Regions from separate parts of the Homo sapiens genome. Here region 2 is linked to region 1. A link is a contact called in ENCODE Hi-C data. All regions are on one chromosome and are shown on one strand. Each heading gives the region's core, a stretch centred on a gene start or an enhancer-like site at or near the end of the contact. The rest is flanking DNA. Distances are from core to core; before and after follow the strand shown. Region 1 overlaps UBASH3B (ubiquitin associated and SH3 domain containing B). Region 2 overlaps GRIK4 (glutamate ionotropic receptor kainate type subunit 4).

Evidence for each region. Hi-C counts contacts between places; a loop is a spot of excess contacts on that map. Pooled maps may share reads with other maps.
Region 2: a loop to region 1 is called in a pooled map, with 9 times the contacts of the local background. The contact joins two enhancer-like sites. A Hi-C loop is called at or near these places in 2 of 37 single-sample maps with no recorded cell type and 2 of 50 pooled maps.

The regions. Positions count from the first base shown.
Region 1 is chr11:122,741,820-122,749,368 of GRCh38, forward strand. The region is part of intron 1 of UBASH3B (ubiquitin associated and SH3 domain containing B); the gene reads left to right. Among named protein-coding and RNA genes, the nearest start is that of UBASH3B, 90 kb to the left of the region's middle. RefSeq lists enhancers at 1,859-1,958, 2,658-3,625, 7,398-7,447. Within about 2 kb of position 4,497, at least 8 of the 41 ENCODE cell types and tissues checked have a DNase peak (open chromatin) inside an H3K27ac peak, as active enhancers do.
Region 2 is chr11:120,923,488-120,931,036 of GRCh38, forward strand. All of the region lies in intron 13 of GRIK4 (glutamate ionotropic receptor kainate type subunit 4), which reads left to right. Among named protein-coding and RNA genes, the nearest start is that of TBCEL, 97 kb to the right of the region's middle. RefSeq lists silencers at 2,643-2,742, 6,341-6,390. Within about 2 kb of position 2,629, at least 2 of the 41 ENCODE cell types and tissues checked have a DNase peak (open chromatin) inside an H3K27ac peak, as active enhancers do.

The sequences.
Region 1 (7,549 bases), core at 3,247-5,746:
CACGGGTTCTGCTTCCTGGACCCTTCTGCTGACCAAGGAAACCAGCCTTGAGCAATTCCTAAGTATTTCACTCAACCCCAAGCAGTCCAACCCCGCTAGGAGGACTCCCCTCTCCTTTTGCCAGATCTCTTCTGGAAACTGGCTCACTCTCACTACTCATGAGATGAGATTTAGCCTCTCTGGTCTGATGGTGGAGCAGAATCCTGAGGACCCCTCCCTACCTCCTCACAAAACTAGCACAGCGGCAACGAAATCTGGAGTTGGACACAGTCCAAGGTCTTCTCAGGGATCCGCTTCCTCCAGGAAGATTCTTCCTCACTTGTCAGTCAGCGAGACTGCCTTGGTCTTAACCTCTGACCTCAGGGATTATTCAAGCCTGGAAGGGTCGGGAGAACCTTTTTAGAAAAGGGTGGGACTTGGAGAAAAAGAGATTTGGACAGTATTGCAGACAGGAGAAGCAAACCGAGCCAAGAAGTGCAAGAAACCATCCTAAGTACAGGAGTCTCTCGTTTCAGTCTTGAAGATCTCCAGGAAAGGAAATTCCAGGGCTTCCCCTGAGTCTAACCCATCCTTTTTCCTATGACCTCTGATGCTCCATTTTATGGGTCCCGGCTGTTAAATATGTAAAACCTAAAAGGAAGAGGGCCAGGAAAAGGAGACCATGGTCTGCTACAGAAGTGCTAGCCTGGCGGAAAAAGCCAGTCTGGGCTTGTTTTGCGGTCCACTCTTGTCTCCTTTCAGCCACACGTGTGACATCACTAGGCCTTCTCTTAGGCTAGTTTGGGAGGGCGGCCTGCCGACATCCCCACTCTCCCCTCCAGAACCCCCTTGGTCAGGAATATAGCACGAAGGGTTCCCTCTCAGCTGCCTGGCATTGAGGCCATTTTCCTTTGCAAGGGCACTACTGTGGGAAAATGTTTTAAATCACTTTTCTCAGAGAAAGGGAAAAACTGAAGTTCCGGAGATGTCATTCACCCCCAGAAATGTCATACTATGACTTCCCCTTAACCTTTTTCTCTGTGTGTTGTGGAAATCTGTTCCAAGCCACTCCAGCAATTCAATTATGTAAATGGAGTGACCCCACCTCCTGAACACCGCCTGAGCTTGAGCCTGGCCGGCTAGAGTTTTTTGTGTGTGTGGTGTGTGAGAAATGGGATAGAGTGAGTGCCTCCATGGCCCACCTGGCCCTGGGTGCCCCCTCCCTGTGGCAGCTCTCTGTTCCTCCTCTCTTTAGTCTTCTCTCCTTTCAGCGTCCTTGTTGCCATCAGTTTTTGCTGTGGCCGTTCTGAGGTACCTGAAGAGCCAGAGTGGGAGATAGGAGTTATGACAGCCTTGAAAATGGAAAGTTGGGATCAGAAAGTCTACTTCTGGGACCCTGGAACAAGTGACTTAATCTCTCTCTCTCTCTCTCTTTGAGGCAGGGTCTTGCTATGTTGCCCAGGCTGGAGTGCAGTGGCATGATCACAGCTCACTGCAACCTCCAACTCCAGGGCTCATGTGATCCTCCCACTCAGCCTCTCAAGTAGCTGGGACTACAGGCATGCACTACCATGCCTAGCTAATTTTTTTACTTCTTGTACAGTTGGGGGTCTCGCTATGTTGCTCAAGCTAGTCTCAAACTTCTGGGCTCAAGTGACCCTCCTGCTTCGGCTTCCAGAGTTTCGGGATTACAGGAATGAACCCATTCCTGGCTGACTGATTAAGTCCCATGCCTGGCTGACTTAATCTCTTGCCTTCAGCTTCCTCATCTGTAAAATGGGTATACTATTAGCCTCATGAAGCTGTCTTGAGGATTGAAAGAGATGCTAATTATGAAAAAACTGTAGAACACAAAGTGCTGCAAGGATGTGAATATTCGAAAGCAGGTCCCTGGTCTCTTTCACTTTGGAGTGGGGTTGGGGTACGGCACAAAGCAGAATGTTTCCATTGCAAAGGAGCGTGATGGAGTAAGCGGCAGAGGGCCTGAGGGGCAAGGTGGCGTGGCAGGCACGAGTAAGTCTAGCAGGGCTCTTGGAAGAAGCAGTTTCCAAAGGAGAGGGCCCCATATTGGCAGGCAGGAAGGTGCAGGGTGCTCCCTTCTTCCTCACAGAAAACCCCTGGCGAGGAAGAGGTGTGATTTGATCAGGGTGGCTGCATCAGACAGGCGTTCAGTACCTTTCCCACCAGAGCTGGTGCTGCTCAGGAGCTGAGCCAAGTCAGGGCCTCATGCAGCCCAGCTCTCCTGCCTGTGAGGGAGACCCAGGCGTCAGTGAGATGTCCCTTTTGAATCCAGCCCATGCACCTGGGCCCCTTTACAGCGGTTCTCACTTCACCAGCACCTCCCCTTCCCACGCAGGCTTCCTGTTTTGAAACCACCAATAGATGGAAAATGTGAGTACTGCCGCTTGAATGGCTCAGGCTGTGTGTGTGTCTGGGTGTGTGAGGTTCTGTGTGAGTTTGTGCTGTGTGAGCCTGTGTGCGCACATAAATGTGTATGTGCAAATGTGAATTTGAGTGTGATAGTGTAGGTGTGACTGTATGAGCATGTGTTTGTGCATGTGGGTGAGCGTGTGACTGTGAGTGGTTGAGTGAGTACATGGACACGTGTTGTGTGCATTTGAGCATGTGTATCGGTGTGTGGCTGTGTGAGTGCCTATATAAGTATATGATCATGTGTGTGTTACTGTGTGTGTTGCATGAGCATGTGTGCCTATCTATGAGCTCGTGTTGTGACTGTGATCATGTGATCATGTCTAAGAGTGCCTGTGTGGGTGTGTGACTGTGTGTGACTGTGTGTGAGGGTGTTTGTGTGCATGTGTTGTATGAGTGACCATGTGTGTGACAACGCAAGTGTATGATCAAATGTGTGTCACTGTGAGTGTGTGTTGTGGGTGTGATCACATGTGCAACTGTGTGTGACCTGATGTGAGTGTTTTGTGTGTGATTGTGTCAGTGTGTGAGTGATCACATGTGTGCTATATGAGTGATCATGTGTGTGACTGTGTGATCGTGTGTGATTATATATGTGTGTGGCCAGGGGAGAATGTGTGTTGAGTATGATCACATGTGTGACTCTGTGTGTGTGTGTGTGTGTGTGTGTGCGCGCGCGCGCGCACTTGGGCACGTGAGTGTGCCGCACAGCCCGGGGAAGGGCAGCTGAGGCAGAGGACTTTCCTTGCAGGGGACCAGCCTGGTCTGGGGTCTGGGGAGAGGGTGTTGAGGAGCGGTGGTCCTCCCAGGGAGCCCGTCTGCCTGAGTGGCAAAAGCAAGGAGCAGGGTAACACTGGCATCTGCAAGCACGTCCTGGAAGCTGCCTGAGGCCTTCCATCCACACTGAAAGACTCACCTCTCAGCTTGTATCTTTTTTTTCTCTCAAACTTTAAAACAAATAATTTCTTACCACTCCAAAAATGCATTCCTGAGAAACTGGATCACGTAACAAACAGATTAGACTGTCAGCCTTCCTAGCTGGATGGGCAGGCAGCACGTCTAGTCCATTTTCCTATTCCCAGTACTTAGCACAGTTCCTGGTAGCTGGCAGGGGTCAGTGCATTCATTCAGCAAGTATTTATGGGGTGCTTACCATGTGGCAACACAGATCATAACAAAGTCTCTGATCTCAGGGAGTGTACAGCACTGGGGAGCATGATCACAGTCCCATGAATACATAGGTACATGTGACAGGTGCTGAAAATCTTGGATGAAAGAATGGATTCCGTTTCCAGCTCTTTCCATAGCTTTGTAGAAGAGACTCCGGCTTTTTCTGGCTATTGGGAGAGGCAAGGCCATAATCAATATGCCTTTCTTCCTTTACAAAGATATTATTGACCCACAGGCTTTGAAAACAAAAATTTTCCCTTAGTGAGAAAATATAAATGGATAAGCTTCATCTCCCCTGCCATGCCCTCTCTCACTCCTGTGACCACCTTGTGACTTCTTGGGTCCCTTCCCCCATTGCACCCGCTGTTCCGTCACTCTTGTCTGGGTAGCAAAATCCCACTTATCTATCAAGGCCCAGCTCAAATCCTGTCCCTTCTGGGGCAGAGGTCATCTCCCGATAGGTGACCCACCTGCATGCTTTAAATGACTGGGGGAGCACGTATATCACAGCATTACGATTATTTGCTCTGTGTTTGTTTTCTGTCTCAGCTGAGCTCCTTGAGGCCAGAGACTTTGTTTTGTCTATCACTGAAGTTCCCAGAGCCTGGCACGGGACCTCGTCCTTCTTAGATGTTCAACATGTGTGGGATGGATGAACGGATGGGTGGGTGGGCAGACGGATAATTAGATGAAGGCTCCGTGCCCGCCCTTGTGTCATGAAAGATATACACTACAAAGATGGCAACCTAGGACTGAGCTAAGGCCCAGGGACCATGCAAAGGATAGTGTTTCAACAGTGGCTGGCATTGAGTAGGGCAGCTTTTACGTTTTTATAAATAACCTGAAAAAGGAAGTTCAGACTGAAACTCACACGTCTATGGGTGACACAGAGCTCTTTCGGTAGGGAGGTTCCATGCCAAAAGGGTAGAGGAGGGGAGGATCCCCTAAGATATGAGTGGGCGGACAAGTGGAAGGTTGCTTCAGCGTGAACAAACTCAAACCACTGTATTGACGCGGAAGTTATCTGAGGTATAAGATGGTGCCTCCGGGTGATTAAGTTTGACAAGAAAGCGTCACTTCATTCAATCAATAAATTAAACACCTACTATGTGCTGGGCTTTGTGCTCAGGCCTTTACCTCCTACCCTTGAAGATCTCAGAGTCTAATGGAGAAGAATGCTTCCAATGTAGTGGGAAAAATAGACATAGAAGGAAATAATTAGAGATAAGACTGGAAGGGCTAATAGAAGAATGGTAGAGAGTGCTATGAGACTTCCGAAGAGAGCTGCTCTGCTATCTGTGGTGGGGAAGTCGGGAGGATTTATTCATTCTGTACTTATTTCATGAATAGTTCAGGGCATTTACCGTGTGCTCAGTTTTGAAGGCACCAAGTTAAACAGATATGGAGTCTTATCTCCAAAGAGCTTACAGTCCACTGGGAGTGATGGATAGGTAAAGTGTGGGAGGGGCCGTGAGGGGGGATTTGTGATTCAGAAAGGATTTCGCTGAATGGTGAAATCTTGACCTAAAGTCATCCTTTAAATTCATTAGGCAGAAAAGGGGGAATGTGGACAATCCCAGCAGAAAAAGCAAAGTGGGCAAAGGTTCAACAGAGAGAACACCAGGGTGTGTTTTGGAAACTGCCGAGGCTCCTGGCTGAAGCAGAGGCTGCGGGGTGGGGGTGGTCACCGGAGAGGCAGCTGGGCTGACAGGGGCCAGCACAGGCATGGCCAAGGATATGGGGAACCTCTGCAGGATTTTAAGCAGGACAGTGATGTGATCTAGATTAATGGTTAAGAAAGATTATTCTAGTCTTGGTGGAGGGTGGACTATAAATTGGAGAATGAAAGGGAGAGTGAAACCAGCAGCCAATAGGACCCCTAAAATCGTCTTAGCAAGAGCTTATGCACTGAGAACAGAATGAGTTAATAGACCCAGAACCAGTGGAGTGGAATTGTCCTGATGACACCAGCCAAGGAGTTTGGGGAAATGTTATTCTCTCACTGTGCATGTAAGGCACCCTGTGGGGACAGTGCTGAGCTTAGGACCTAGAGGCAGCATCAGATAGGAGGGGAGAAAAATACACCAGAGTCCTGGGGAGTGTGGGCTGGGCCATGGCTCTGTGTCCTTAGAGAGTTATGAGACTTGACTGAGCCCCCGTTGGGACTGCTGTGAGAAAGAAGCGGGATAACATATTATAAACAATAGCATCTGCAGCTGGAGTGATGTTGGGTGGTTTGGGTTCCTGTACGTTTGGAGACAGAGTCAAAGCTGGGGAACGTCTTTAAGCTTCTGAAAGCTTTCTTTATAGAGACGCAATGAAAATATTAGAGCTGTTCTATCTGGAAAGTACAAAGGGAGGATGCCAAAGTTTAAGTAAGCTTCATAGCACAGGCATGGAGAGGAACTCAAACTGCCTGGTTTCAAATCCTGCCTTTGTGACCTAAGATCCATATATTCCCTTGAGTGAGCTATTTAACCTTTCAAAGCCTCTGTTCCCTCATTTGTGTAACAGGGATAATAATGAGCTGACTGTTGTGAGGGTTAAATGATACAATGCAGGTAAAGAGCATAGTACATACACCACGTTACACATGATAAGCTTGTAAGTAGCAGCAGCTATGAAATCATTAACTGGGACAAAAGTCTGCACACTCAGTCCCCCAATCCTGCAAAAGGAGGATCCTGCAAAAGGAGAGCAAGAATACCTCCCTTGTGTTGGAAGAAACACATTGTGGCAAATAAGAAAAGGTGGAGCGACTTCACATAGTGGTTTAAAACTGACAAAATCCATCATTCCAAACAAATCGGTGTGGACAACTTCAGACCGTCATTCTGCCTTTCAGCTGTAGGTGGGAGTTGAGTAGCAGCTGCCATCTTTCTTTCATTGTTTTAACTTTTTGGAAATTATCAACATTCACAAAAGCAGAGAGGATAGTGTAATGAACCCCCATGTATCTTCATCCAGATTCAGTAACGATCAACATACCTCCAGTCTGGTTTCATCCCAGCTGCCCCTATAGACGGGCACGCGCCATCCCAGCTCCCTGTGCACTCGGAGAATTCTCTTCCTTACTTGCTTTTCCCTCAGTGGAAATGGAAAACAGCCTGTTGTTAATGTCATTTAATCTCAGTTTAGCTTCCTTTAGGTTGGGCTAAATAATTTACGTTTATGCAATTTATTACTACAAAGCATTTCTTGACATTTTCATCTTCTCCTTGATTCTTTGAATACCTCCATTTCCTCCCGTCCACAGAAGATTGTGAACCCAGAACAAGACACAAGAGCTCTGTGAGTGTCCATCCAAGGGTCGCAGTGACGTGAGGCTAAATGCAAGGCCTGCTGCCCACCCAACTCTAAGCGCCTACCAACCCCAAACTGTGTCACAGTCCCTGGGTCTCTTGCACACGCTTGTGCTTAATACTGATTTGCCACTTAACAAGTCCCTTGGATGTCAGCAAAAGAGTGAGTACACGGAAGGAAAGAGAGCCCTTGTTTTTTCTTTCTTTTTTTTAAATTAATTTTTATTTTTTAAAGAACACATCACCTCTGCCAGAACCCTCAACTTTGGCTACGCCTACATGGAGAATGTTTTCATGGCCAAGACAGTCCACGACAGCTTTATGTTCTCCTGGACCTGGAGAGGTCCCAGCACACTGTGTGCCCCATACTACACATAGCAGTATGTGCATCATCACTGTGAGAGGAAGAGCCTTCTGCTGACACATCGAAAGTACTCAGATCGGATCCCTTGTGGCTTTGGCTGTCATCAGAAGCCCTCCCCTGAGATACAGCTGAATCATGTACTGCATGTCTTTAGTTGGTGTCTAATTTGTGGGGCTGGCAGCCTGGAATGTAGTTATTGCAAATGATACTAATCTCTGAGCTGCATTCCAGAGCGAAACTGCTTCTATGGATGCTATAATTAGCACAGACTTATTATGCATTTACTATATGCAAAGCACTTCAT
Region 2 (7,549 bases), core at 1,379-3,878, 1.8 Mb before region 1:
CTGCAAGCTCCGCCTCCCGGGTTCACACCATTCTCCTGCCTCAGCCTCCTGAGTAGCTGGGACTACAGGCACCCACCACCACCCCTGGCTAATTTTTTTGTATTTGTAGTAGAGACGGGGTTTCACCCTGTTAGCCAGGATGGTCTCGATCTCCTGACCTCGTGATCCGCCCGGCTCGGCCTCCCAAAGTGCTGGGATCACAGGCATGAGCCACTGCGCCCGGCCCCATTCGCTCATTTAATCCTCAGAATAAACCCGTGAAGCGGAAACTGGTACCATTCATACTTTACTCATGAGAAAGCAAGTTCAGAGAGGCTAAGTAACTTGCCCAGGATCACACAGCTAGCCAGAGGCAGACTTAAACCCAGGACCCTCTGATGGCTCTCTGGCCTAGTGTCAGATTCTGGTGGGTAGTTCATCCACCCAGCACACTGTCAGGGCATCACTGTTGAATCTAGGACAGACTGGTCCCTCTCCCCTGGGCTTTAGGACCTCTAGGGTGATGGCTGGCAAGTCCTGGGGGGCGATTACAGCTCCCAGCAGGGAGGCAAGTCTTCCCCCTGGGCTTTGCCTGGTGTTCGCAGCAGGCAGAGTTGGCTCCTCTGGGAATTTCACAATCTGTTAAGCTGTTTGTGCCAGACGAGGAATCTAGACTCTTCTTCATCCAAATGAGAATGAAAATCCATGAAAACATCCAGATGTGCATTTTACCCCTTCTTGAATTAGAAGCCACCCAGATGTGTAAAGAGAGGTGCACAGGAGGTTGGCCAGGCCTGAGTGTGGCTCCCTTGCGTGTGTGAGGTCACCGCTGTAGCAGTCGGTACCGTGGCAGCAGCCCTGGCTCCCCTTCCAGGCTCCTCACCACAGAGTCAGCAGAGCGTTTAGTGGCAGGCTCAACAGTGGCCATTCTCCTACTTGGGAAAATCACTTAACTTAAAAAAATATATATTGAAATAGACATATAGAAAAGTGCACAAATCGTAAGTGACAGCTTAATGAATGATCACAAAGAGGACATCCCTGTGTGATCAATCACTGTCCGGATCAAGAAATATACCCTTAGCGGCATCCTGAAGACCCCCTTGTCCCCACCCACCTCTTTCCTGTTTCACTCTCTACACCTTTCGTCTGCCCAAAGGTAACCATTATTCCAAATTTAACACCACATGACTTCTTGAGTCTCATTCTCCTCATCTCTAAATAGGTTACTGCCAACCTTAGACGTTGCTGTGGGTCTCAAGAACGATCTGTGAAAAAACAGTTTTGGGGTATGACTATTGATGGGCATATGAGCCATGTCAACAAGTGGGACACCTCTCAGAAAAAGACCAAATACACCTTTATCACCCAGGAAGAGTGGCCAGAGGTTCAGAACAATGTCTTCAGCTCTCTTCCTCAAAAAATGGCAGGGATTCCTGAGAAAATGCCCTGCTGCCCTTTGCAGTGGTTTCAACGTGTGCACATACTGATAGGAAATGAGAAGGGGCCAGATGCTGTCCACTTTGTGGATCCAATTGGTCACATCACTGCTCACTCCCTGGGGAGGTGGGGCAGTTCAGGGCTGGTCTCTGAGGCAGAGCTGGGGCCTCCATTCTGTCTAGCAGGAGCTGTAGGGGATGGGGTGAAAAAGTGGGAACAGAGAAGGAGCACAGGGAAGGCCTCTAGAAGTTCTCTATGGCTGTGGGCGATGCCCACAGAAGTTGGTGGTACTTTATTTTACCCAACAAAAACAGTCCTAATAACAGGCCCGTGAATCTCACCATTCCTAATTACAGGGCTGACAAGTGGGAGGGAAAATGAAAGGAAGACAGCGCCGTGAGCTGGTGGCACTGTCGGGCTCCTACAACAGCAGAAACCTGTCGCCTGGGCTTGCCCAGGCCAGCTTTACACAGGCCCCCGATCACGCCTGGAACCCATAGCCTCGAAATAAGTGTAGGGCTGGCTAGGCCAGCACAAGCCCTTGCTCATTAGTTCAGGTCTGCAGGTTGGATCCCCATGTGGACCAGTTAGCTTTGCCCGTTGTCAGCGACCCAGAGCTTAACCAGCTGTTTTGGCAGCCAGCAGGGATGGGAGACAGGCAGAAGAGGGTGGACTCACTGGTGAAAATTCAGTGCCCCTTGTCCCATGGCCTATTGGTGACTGTATTGTGGGCCAGAGATTTTTATCAATAAAGGGTGCATTTGGGTTAGAAATGAGCATATCGGCCAGGCGCAGTGGCTCACGCCTGTAATCCCAGTACTTTGGGAGACTGAGGCGGGTGATCACCTGAGGTCGGGAGTTCACGACCAGTCTGGCCAACATGGTGAAACCCCATCTCTACTAAAAATACAAAAAAAATTAGCCAGGTGTGGTGGTGTGCGCCTGTAATCCCAGCTACTCAGGAGGCTGAGGCAGGGGATTTGCTTGACCCCAGGAGGTGGAGGTTTCAGTGAGCCAAGATCGCACCACTGTGCTCCAGCCTGGGCATCAGAGCGAGACTCCATCTCAAAAAAAAAAAAAGAAAGAAAAAAAAGAAAAAGAAAGAAAAGAAATGAGCATATCTTCCTGAAAACTCAGATAGGATTCAATTTCTTTTCTTGATTCGACATGTAAATTGTTGGTCAATCTTCAGAAAGTCAGGTGTGATGGTGGTGGTAGTAGTGATGTGAGGAAGTGAAACTTAGGCCTCTCTGGGCTTTGCCACATACCATAACCTGCCTGGACCTAAGCTCTCAGTTCCCTTTCTCTTTCACACCTCAACTATATAAACACTGACATCTATAATGCATATTAGTTTTTTAATCATGGGATTTCTTTTCACTCCCTTCAATACCTACATTGAATTTTCTGAAACAATAATTTTAAAAAATAAATAAAATTGAAGTGAATCCTTTAAGTTGCAACAAAATAATAAAGGCTGACACTTCTGGAACATTCCCTATGTTTCAGGCACTGTTCTAAGTGCTTTTTGTGTATTCATTAATTTAACCTCCCCAACATACCTACAAAGTATGTAATATTACTAACCCCATTTTCCAGATGAGGAAACTGAGGTACAAAGAGGTTAAGTAACTGGCCTAAGATTATGCAGTTAGTAAGTGGCTGAGCTGGCCCTAGAGGGTGTACCCTTGGTCAAAACATTCTACTACAAAATCGTTCCCTCAGTTGAGAGCCAAGGATAGAGAATAATGTTAACTGAGCTCCTCTTTCTTGGATTTGTCTATTCATTCATTCAATCATGACTTCATTCAACAAATATTTATGTAGTGCCTGGCACATGGCAGGTTCTGGACACTGGAGATGTATGATGACTAAGGCAGACAAAGGTCACTCCTTCCTGAAGATGGCACTCTAGACAATCAACAGGTAAACTGGTAAATAAACAAGACAATTTCAGGTCATGATTTCCGCTGTGAAGAAAATAAAGCAGTATAATGAGCCAGAGTGTCTCGAGGAGAGGGGCCCATTAAGTGGGCAAGTAGGGAAGGCTGCATTGATGGCATGGTGCTTGAGCTGAGGTCAGAACGGTGAGAAGCCAGCTGGGCCATGGCCAGGGCAGAGCATATGTGGAGGGGAAAGAGTAAACTCCAAGACCCCAAGGTGGAAAGTGAACTTGTCATGTTCAGAAATCAGGATGGGGGTTAGCATGACTAGCTAGACTGTGGTGAATGGGCTGCCGTATCACCAACGCCTGGTGGGCCACGGTAAGGAGTTGGGTCTTTATGAACTTGGAAGTCTCTCGGTTCTTTTCCTAGGTCCACATACACCCATGGTCTGAGGATAGCATTGAGAGTCCACAAAACTAGAAAGGAAGAATTGGCCGGGCACAGTGGCTTACACCTGTAATCCCAGCACTTTGGGAGGCCAAGGCAGGCTGATCACTTGAGGTCAGAAGTTCGAGACCAGCCTCGCCAACATGGCAAAACCCCATCTCTACTAAAAATACAGAAATTAGCTGGGTGTGGTGGTGCGTGCCTGTAGTCCCAGGTACTCAGGAGGCTGAGGCAGGAGAACTGCTTGAACCTGAGAGGCGGAGGTTGCAGTGAACCACATCACATCACTGCCCTCCAGCCTAGGTGACAAAGTGAGACTCTGTCTCAAAAAAAAAAAAAAAAAAAAAAAAGAAAGAAAGAAAGAAAGGAAAAATTAACATCTATATATTTTTCTAAGTTCAAACAGAAATGTAATATTTCCTTCAATTATGAATGTGGTCAACAAAGCTTCATGGTATTAACCACACCTGTGACTTTGTCACCAATGGTATTAATTTAGTGTTGCTGTTAGACACACTTCCAGCTCTTGTTATGTAAAGAGGCACAGATACCACTATAGCACAAAAAGTGTACACATATTTTGATAACTGAATTTCTATGTAGTCATTTTAAAATATTTTAAAATAAGAGGTTAACAGGTATCAGCAGACTGTTAAAGAGGTCCATGGCATAAAAAAATATTAAGAAGGCAGGCCAGGCATGGTGGCTCATGCCTGTAATCCTAGCACTTTGGGAGGCCGAGGCAGGCGGATCACCTGAGATCAGGAGTGTGAGAGACCAGCCTGGCCAACGTGGTGAAACCGTGTTTCTACTAAACATACAAAAATTAGCCGGGCATGGTGGTGCACAACTGTAATCCCAGCTACTCGGGAGGCTGAGGCAGGAGAATGGCTGGAACCTGGGAGGTGGAGCTGCAGTGAGCCGAGATCGCACCACTGCACTCCAGCCTGGGAGACAGAGCAAGACTCCGTCTTAAAAAAAAAAAAAAAAAGCTAGAAGGCGACACGGAGAAAAATGGCATCGTCTGCTTTAGCTTTCCCAAAGACCCCTCTGGCTGCAACGGGAAGAGGGGATTGTAAGAAGCAGGACCTCACATGAGCTCTGTTTACACAGGGAGTTGAATTTAACCCTCACCACAATCTTAAGAAGTATACATTATTTTGCCTATTTTAGAGATGAGGAAACTGAAGCTCAGATTTCTGGTAATTGCTCAGCTGGTGAATGGCAGAGTCGGGATTCAAACATGCATCTGCCTGACCCCAAAAAGCAAGAGGATTGAGGATTCGTGGGCCAGTGAATAGAAGCCTGTAACAAGAGGGTCAAGGGTAAATAGTATCTGCTTGGCCTCTTGAGTCAGCTTGGACCTCTGTGCCGCATAATTTCACCTGCAAATGAACTGCCAGCCCCTTCTTTCCTTAGCGCTGGTTCGTTCCTAAAATCTGCCCTCTATAGGCCAATAACACAGCCCTGTGCCGAGCCAACTAAATATTTCATGGGGACTTTAATTTAACTCTAAAGAAATTCATCCAGCCCCGAGAGTAAGCTGTAACCTCGAGAAATAGCACCAGGGAGCACTTGGACCTGCGGATGACATTGCCACTTTCCCAGGAATGCTAATGCTCCACTGGGCCTCTGCCTCTTCAATCATTGCTGTGGATAGGCCTGGCCCAGTGAGCAGGGATGATTTCTACAAACATGGGCTCGCACTGGTTAGCAAAGACGTGTGTGTGTGTGTGTGTGTGTGTGTGTGCGCGCGTGCACGCGTGTATGTGTGTGTGCGCACATGTGTGTGTGTGTGTGTGTCTGTGTGTTGGCACAGGTGAACAATTGGGTGCTATTTACTGTTCCTTTATTCCCTGATCTTTGTTCCTATATCCTGGTTCTGAAAGAAGGGAGAGGTGGTGGGGTTGGCATCCAGTCTCCCCAGTGGACAAGGACACCAAATATTTTGCAGGTGCCATGTGACCCCTAAGAGTTTCTCTTTGTCTCCAGCCCGCGGCGGGTGGCGTGGGCAGACAGCCTGACTCATGTGGCAGGAGAGCAGATGTGTGTGTTCTCAGGCATGTGACGCTGAAGTCTAAGGGATGAGCCCTGCGGATGCTCGTGTGGGCCAGGAGTGGGAGTGAGCCTCCCTGGCTCCTTCTGATCCCATTGCCCTGCAGCTCGGTGACCCCAGTGAGTCCTGGCAAGTTCCCTGGGCATCTCAATAGGTGCGGGTGGGAGGGAGAAAGCCGCCCGCAGGTAAACTGATCAAAAGACAGGAAGTGAGCAGATAATCTAATTTGAAATGGGCTGAGATACAGATGTTATTCTGCTCAAATGCACAGCACAAAAGGACTGGGGCCTGGGGAGAATTGGGAAGCAGCTCCGTGGAGCCAGTCTTCTGGCCTCTGGCTCAGCCTGGGCCTGTCATCTCCATTCCTTCCCGGGCTGTAATTAACACCCCTCCGCTGATAGCTGCTTTAAGCCAGATTGGAGCATGGGGCCCTTCCTCTTCTGGTTGGGCGTCCCACATGACACCGTCCAAGGTGTTAGAGGGAACCGGGTCTGGGGCAGGGCAAGGGGAGAAGGGCGCCCTCTAGTGGGGAACCTACGGCTTCAAGTCCTTAGGTTGGAGGATGTCTGATCGCATCCACAGCATGACCTGAATCTGGTTCTAATGTTCCAGCCTCCTGACAAAAATCCCTCCTGCATACAGGCATCTGTCAGAAATCAGCCTGCTTCAGCTGCCAGCAAGAAGGGGCTCGAGGGCAGGCCACGTTTGGGGGGGGGGTCCCCTCCTTACCCACGCTGTTGGCTGCACTGGCTCTTCACTAGGGACTGACTGTGTGCCCTCTTGGGGAAAGTCACTGCGAACAGTGCAGTAATAAGAAAGCCAAGCGCACAGTCCTGAGAATGTGTACATGGGGGTCTGAAGCTAGCTTTCTTCATGTCCTAGCTGCGTGTATTTGAGCAAATGATGAACCTCTCTGGGTCTCAGCGTCTTTGTCTCCAAAACAGGGCTAATGGCAGTTTTGAAATGTTGTTTATGTTAAATTTTTTCAAAGATTTGATCCCTGCTTCAAGAAGTTTATCTAATGTAGAGATAAGATATGCACACAAATGTAAACAGCAGTAATAGTAAGAGCTAACATTTATTGTGAGTTATCTGTGTCAGGCCTAAGCTTTGTGTGGGTTGCTCATTTAATTCCCATAGAAGCTCCATGGAGGTGGGAACTATCATTATCCCTACTTTACTGATGAAAAAACTGAGGCACAGAGAAGTTAAGGTCACGCAGCTCATAGGTGGCAGAGTTGGAGTGTGAGTCCAGGCATCCTGTACTAATACAAGGAAATTTATAGTATATGCCATGGTGGGTGGCATGAGCATTGCCTTCTCTCTTTGGCGACAGACAAGGGAGGGCTTATGCCTGAGAAGATGATCAGAGAAGGTTTTATGAGGATGGTAAACTTTGAATAGACCTTGAAGAGTAGGTGGAGTTGATGTTTGGACTTTTGATGTGGAGTAAATTTAACTGCAGAAAAGTACAAGGTGTGTTGAGAGCCAGCTGAGTTGGCCTGGCTGCAGGGGAGGGGCAGTGTCTGGGAGAGGAGTGATGGAGATGGGGCTGAACTTGCAGGAGTAGGCAGACCATGAGGGCCAGACTCCCACATGCTGGACTGCAGAGGAGTGGGAGTCGTGAATAATTTCTTAGGGAGGACAGGTATAGTTGCTGTGGTGCGTAAGTGAGTTTTGCTAGAAATATTGAGCACCCGCTTTATTCCAGGTAATGTGTTTTGTGCATTATATGTATTAT